Regions from separate parts of the Mus musculus genome. Here region 2 is linked to region 1. A link is a loop called in an ENCODE intact Hi-C map of the cell type or tissue named here. Cell type or tissue: gastrocnemius. All regions are shown on one strand. Each heading gives the region's core, and the rest is flanking DNA. Links, peaks and the distances in the headings are about the cores only. Region 1 has its middle 17 kb from the start of Cacng8. Region 2 overlaps Prkcg (protein kinase C, gamma).

The links. Hi-C counts contacts between places; a loop is a spot of excess contacts. Peaks named below come from ENCODE experiments on the same cell type or tissue, not always from the same donor. Only the 100,000 strongest peaks of a DNase experiment are listed, where the experiment ranks them.
Region 2: it touches region 1 in a loop (4-fold over the local background); 8 of 42 quality-filtered maps call a loop at or near these places.

Annotation. Positions count from the first base shown.
Region 1 is chr7:3,375,340-3,378,257 of GRCm38, reverse strand. No RefSeq gene overlaps it. Among named protein-coding and RNA genes, the nearest start is that of Cacng8, 17 kb to the left of the region's middle. In gastrocnemius, for the core only: a CTCF peak has its summit at 1,187 (motif pointing right); a DNase peak (open chromatin) is centred at 1,195.
Region 2 is chr7:3,328,875-3,331,792 of GRCm38, reverse strand. Prkcg (protein kinase C, gamma) reads right to left here. Exons shown (of 18, transcript NM_011102.4): 16 at 2,651-2,758; 17 at 1,825-1,965; 18 at 694-1,647. The coding sequence ends at 1,459. Among named protein-coding and RNA genes, the nearest start is that of Cacng7, 2.5 kb to the left of the region's middle. In gastrocnemius, for the core only: a CTCF peak has its summit at 1,440; DNase peaks (open chromatin) are centred at 924, 1,444 and 1,871; H3K4me3 peaks cover 747 bases; H3K27ac peaks cover 225 bases.

The DNA of each region.
Region 1 (2,918 bases), core at 224-2,723:
TCCATGAAGCTCCTGAAATTCTGTACTGAATTTTGTGAGGATGGGTGCTCCGTACGCACACCAGATGTTCATCATTTTTATCTGATTCTCAGAGGGAATTTCAATGGCTGTATTAACAACAATAAATATATAAAAGCAAGGACTAGAGAATGGCTCAGTTGGTAGAGAAGGACTGCCTAGCATGATAAAGCCCTGGGTTCAATCCCCACCACAGAATAAACCAGGCATGAAGGTGGTCCCCCCACAGTTCTAGCACTTGGCAGGTAAAAGTGAGAGGGTTAGATGTTCAAAACCACCCTTCCAAAACACAGTGAGTTTGGGACCAGTTTAGACTACAAGAGTCTTGTTTTTGTTTTGCTTTGTTTTGTTTTGTTTTTAAAGATTAGATAGATAGATATAGATAAATAGATACATGATAGACAGATAGATATAATAGATAGACAGGCAGACAGACAAATAATAATTAGATGATAGATGGGCAGACAGACAGATAATAGATGATAGATAGACAGACAGACAGAAGGCAGGCAGATTGATGAGTAGATGATAGGTATGTCAGGAGAAAGTAACAGGAAAGCAGTGGGACACTTAGGTGAACGAGTAGTGCCTGGATCCTCACTGTAATCACGTGTTAAGCCAGGAGAGTCTTTGCTCTGGATGCTTCCAACACTTCTGCAGGACCCCTAGCGATGCCACTCTGCCATCTTAACTTGTCCAGAAACTGCCTTTTTAATGGAGGCAAAACCATTAAAGGTGAGAGCCACTTGCCTCAAAGAAGAAACTGCTTAATGGTCACATTATCTGGGGATGAGGCCGAGAGTAAAAAGAATAAAAAGTAGGAAAGTCACTTGGTTTATCTTCCTTATCTTTTCTTAGTTCATTTACTTTTTGGTATCAGAAATCAGATCCATAACCTTGTGCATTCTTAGTTGTTGTTCTACCGCTTAGCCATATCCGAAGCCCTGGTACTCTGCCCTCTCAATACACTCTCAGTCCCTCACTAGCATTTCCTTGGCACTTTAATAATAATAATAGTTATTTATCTATATTCATTAAATATAAATAATATAATTAATATAACAATAAATAGTTATTTTTTGCTATACTATTATAGTAACTATTATTATTTAGGTATATGCTTGCGTCTGTATAGGTAGTAGTGTATAAATGTAGTGCCCCCAGAGGCCAGAGGAGGGCGCCAGATCCCCTGGAGTTGAAGTTACAGGAAAGGGTTGGATGACTTTGGTCATCCAAAGTGGTGAAATGAGTCATCCAACATGGGTGCCAGAAACCCAACTCAGTGTTCCGGAAGAACAGTGTGCACGCTTAACTGCTGAGCTCTCTCAGGCCCTGAAAACTTTTATTTATATATTTTGGTTTTGGTTTTTTGAGACAGGGTTTCTCTGTGTAGCTCTGGCTGTCCTGGAACTCACTCTGTAGTCCAGGCTGGCCTCGAACTCACAGATCCACCCACCTCTGCCTCCCAAGCACTGGGATTAAAGGTGTGTGCCACAATAACCTGGCTTTGTGTGTGTGTGTGTGTGTGTGTGTGTGTGTGTGTTTATACATGCCTGTGGAGGTCACAGAATAATCTCAGGTATCCCTCCTCAGGCAATTTTTACTTTTTTAAATTTATTATATATATATATATATATATATATATATATATATATATATATATATATATATATATATGAATGTTTTGCCTACATGTATGTATGTGCCTGGTGCTTTCAAGTTAGAAGAAGGTGCCAAATCTCCCTGGAACTGAAATTACAGGCATTTATGAGCCACTGTGTTCGTGCTAGGAAGTAAACCTTGGTCTCTTGCAAAAGCAGCGGGTACTCTGAACTGCTGAGCTATCTCTCCAGCCCCAGGATTTCAAGTTTGAAGCTAGACCTGACTATTCTACAAGTTTCAGTGTAGCCTAGACTCCACAGTAAGACACTGACTTGGTAAATAGACTACTTCAGGCTTACATAAGCAACTTACTTTAATGAAAAATCTCTAAGGGGTTTCAAAACAAAAGAAGCATATAAAGATGCATTATAAAATCTACTGAGGGGCTGGTGAGATGGCTCAGTGGGTAAGAGCACCCGACTGCTCTTCCAAAGGTTGGAAGTTCAAATCCCAGCAACCACATGGTGGCTCACAACCATCCAACCAATAAGATCTGACTCCCTCTTCTGGAGTGTCTGAGGACAGCTACAGTGTACTTACATATAATAAATAAATAAATAAATCTTTAAAAAAAAAAAAAATCTACTGAATGTTTGTCCTTGTAGTGGAAGGGCATGGGCTGGTGTGGTGGTGCAGGTACATCAGCCTGCCTACTTGGAAGACAAAACCATAGTAAATCTGAGGCCAGCCTGGGCTACTGGGTGAGTTCAAGGCAAGCCTACACAAATTAGTGAGACTGTGGCTCCCAAAAAAAATTTAGAAAGGACTAGATAGATAGATAGATAGATAGATAGATAGATAGATAGATAGACAGACAGATAGACAGACAGATGATAGATAGATAGATAGATAGATAGATAGATAGATAGATAGATAGACAGACAGATAGACAGACAGATGATAGATAGATAGATAGATAGACAGACAGATAGATTGATAGATGATAGATAGATAGATAGATAGATAGATAGATAGATAGACAGATAGATTGATAGATGATTGATAGATGATTGATAGATAGATAGATAGATAGACAGGTAGATAGGTAGATAGATAGATAGAGATAGAGATATATAGTTCAGATGAAAAGCCTTTGCCCAGTATGTGTGAGGTAGGTCTGGGTTCAAGTGGAGTCCCATTTCTTTGTCCTTTCTATCATCTTCATAGTGGCCTACTCTATGTTTCTTTTTTCTTTTTTTTTAAGATTTATTTATTTATTATATGCAAGTACACTGTAG
Region 2 (2,918 bases), core at 264-2,763, 47 kb after region 1:
GGTTCTGTCCCCTCCAAACACACTGACAGGGGCACCATTCTGCTGGCTTGCCCGATCCAGAGACTACATTCCCCATCAGCCCTGGCGGCCAGAGGACAGCACCTGGGGAGGGGGGCAGGGTCTTCTGCGATGTCTGCTGGGAAACGTAGTCTTATCTTGATTGGTCCCCTTCACTCCCTGCTCTCCTCCACACGTACTTGCAAAGTGGGTCAGGGGAGAAAGAGGCCGGGAGGACGTTTCTGCCTGTCTTCTGCCTTGCTAACTGGTTCCCAAGCTTCCAGGTTCTGGTTCTCTCACCTTCTGTAACATGGGGTCCTTCTGAACAAGTCTGTCTCCCCACAGTAGGCTAGCTTTTCATATTTCTTACCAGGACTTCTCTAGATTCTGGTGTATGTTGTCTGTATCTGCACTTTGCTCTGGGTGAATATGAGTGTGTGGTAACTGGGTGGAGGGTCGATCACTTGCTGACACACTGGTCAAGGGTTATTCATTGAGTATGTTACCAATGTGGTCACATCGGTCTTCTCAGAAAAAACGGTTTGCATGGCGCTCTCATGCAAAAGTTGTCTTCTCTTTTTATTTTACAGGTCTGTGCATTTTCTCTCCACCACCCCCCATGTTTGTTTCTATGTACAGCCAGCCCACCTCCGCACCCACTTCGCCCCCTAAGCTTTACAAGAAAACATCCAAACATTTTAGCATCAGCATCCCAAATTTATTCTCCAGCAGCTGTGTCTGGGTGGGAGAGGATAAAGGAAGGGGGTGGGGAATGAGAAAGTCCCAGAAAGTTGCAGGCACTGCGGAGGACAAGGGCTGTGTGTGTGTGTGTGTGTGTGTGTGTGTGTGTGTGTGTGTGTGTGATTCCGACCAAGGCTGGAGCCATGCACGGGGCAGGTGAGCATTGAGGGATTCTGGAACAAGTCTAGAACAAAAGCTGACTGAGAAAAGTAGGGGGAAAGAATTCTTGGTGCATGCCAGGAATCCCCAGAGCGTGGAAGGGAGGTGGTCTGGAACGCTGAGCCCAGACTCCCACTTAACTCTACAACTGAAGTGGAGGTAGGAGGAGCCTTGAAGGATGCGGGGAGCAGATCTGGAGTCTTAGTCTGGAGCAGGCAATCTCATGAGACTATTTTCCCCAGAATGGTCTAGGGAGAGAGAAGGCATAAACTACCAAGTGGGGTTTCTGGGAAGAGTTGGAACAGTATCCAGATGTTGGGGGTGGGGAAAATCAGGGCTCAGCACAACGGAATCTAGAACACAGAAAGGCTCTAGAGACTCTTTGAGTTTAAAATGCCAGCAATGCTGGGAAACAGCGTCTAGAACTCGTTGGGGTGCGTGAAAGAGGCCAGAAGGCTAGGTGGGTTAAGAGACCTAGAATTCGGACTAGAGAGGGTAGATGGGTGTTACAGCCGGCTTGGCGGAGGGAGCACTGGGGACACCTAGCGGCAGCAGATGAGATTACATGACAGGCACGGGCACAGGGCTTGTGGGGCTGCGGGCATCTGGGTGCACGAAGTCCGGGTTCACATAAGTAAAGCCCTGGAAATCAGCTTGGTCGATGCTGGCTAGAACCAAGCGGTCTGGCGGGGTCAGTGCTGGCGCTGCCCGCGTGAAGAACTTGTCAAAGTTTTCGCCACTGCGGCCACACTATGATACGAACGAAAGGAAAATTAAGCCCTGATAATCAAAATCTATGCACATCCCCGTGGTCTCTGTTCGTCCCTTTAGGAGCATCTCTGCAGAAGGGCCCCCCACCTCCACATACAAGTTTTGAAGCTCGGGAGCCCCAACTTCCAGGGACAGGAGTTTGGGAGGGCAACTGACCGGACGTGGTCTGAAAGGAGGTGCAATTTCCAGTCTCTCCAACCTCTCCCAATCGATCCAACGGAAAAAGCCATGAGCCCGGATGGTGGGTTCCCCATCTGGCCCTGAGCCCAGGCGTTTTCCTGGGTGCTTGGTCAGGAACTGTGGAAAGCACACAGAGAGGACCTGTCAGATAGCTCAGCGAGTAAAGGCACTTGTCACCATGTCTAATAGATGATCTGAGTTCGATCCCTAGGACCCACACGTTGGAAGGGGAAAAATTACTCCTTAACATTGTCCTTTGAACTCCACATCTGTGTTCTGATGTATATGTGTGTGCGCACACACAAATCAATAGGCTAAAAATTAAATTTAAAATGCTTTTAAAAATCAAGTGTGGTGGTAAAAGAGTCAGAGAGGGGGAAATAGAGACATAGGAAAAATCCAAAAAAGGAGGAAGAGGGGAGGAAGAGATGGGGAGAACTGAAGATCTCCTATGGGCCATGCACTTTCTTCTGCATCAACCAGGGAGAAGAAACTGAGGCTCACAGTTTGGATGACTCAGCAAGACCCATGAAGAATATGTCATGGGGATTAGGGGTAATCTGACCCATCCAGCTCTAGAGAGACAGGCCTTGCCCTTTCAACATTTCCTGCTGTGGGTCAGGGTGAGGCAGAGGCCGCTCTTGGTCTGGGATGACAGCGAGGTAGCAAAATATTGTTCAAAACGACTTTTACAGAAGATGGCTGTAGGAAGGTTTGAGTGACAGGAGCCTTTTTCTGAAAAAGATGGCCACCGAGGTATATGGGTGGTGGGTCTGAAAAAGCTGGGAGTTGGAGTTCTTACCCCTTTGCAGATGGCCACAGCTTCCCGGGAAAGTGACTTGGGATAGGTGACAGTTTGTTCCATGATGGCTTGAAACAACTCTTCCTCATCTTCCCCATCAAAGGGTGGCTTTTAAGAAGGAGGCAGAACTAAGTCAGAGGCTTGAGAGGCAGCCTTTCCCAAATGTGCATCCACCAACATCCACTTCACACAAAAGCATCCTGATAACGCATCCCCACCTCTCCCCTATGGCCAACCGCCTTGGATAAAAGCAAGAAAACGATTCCAT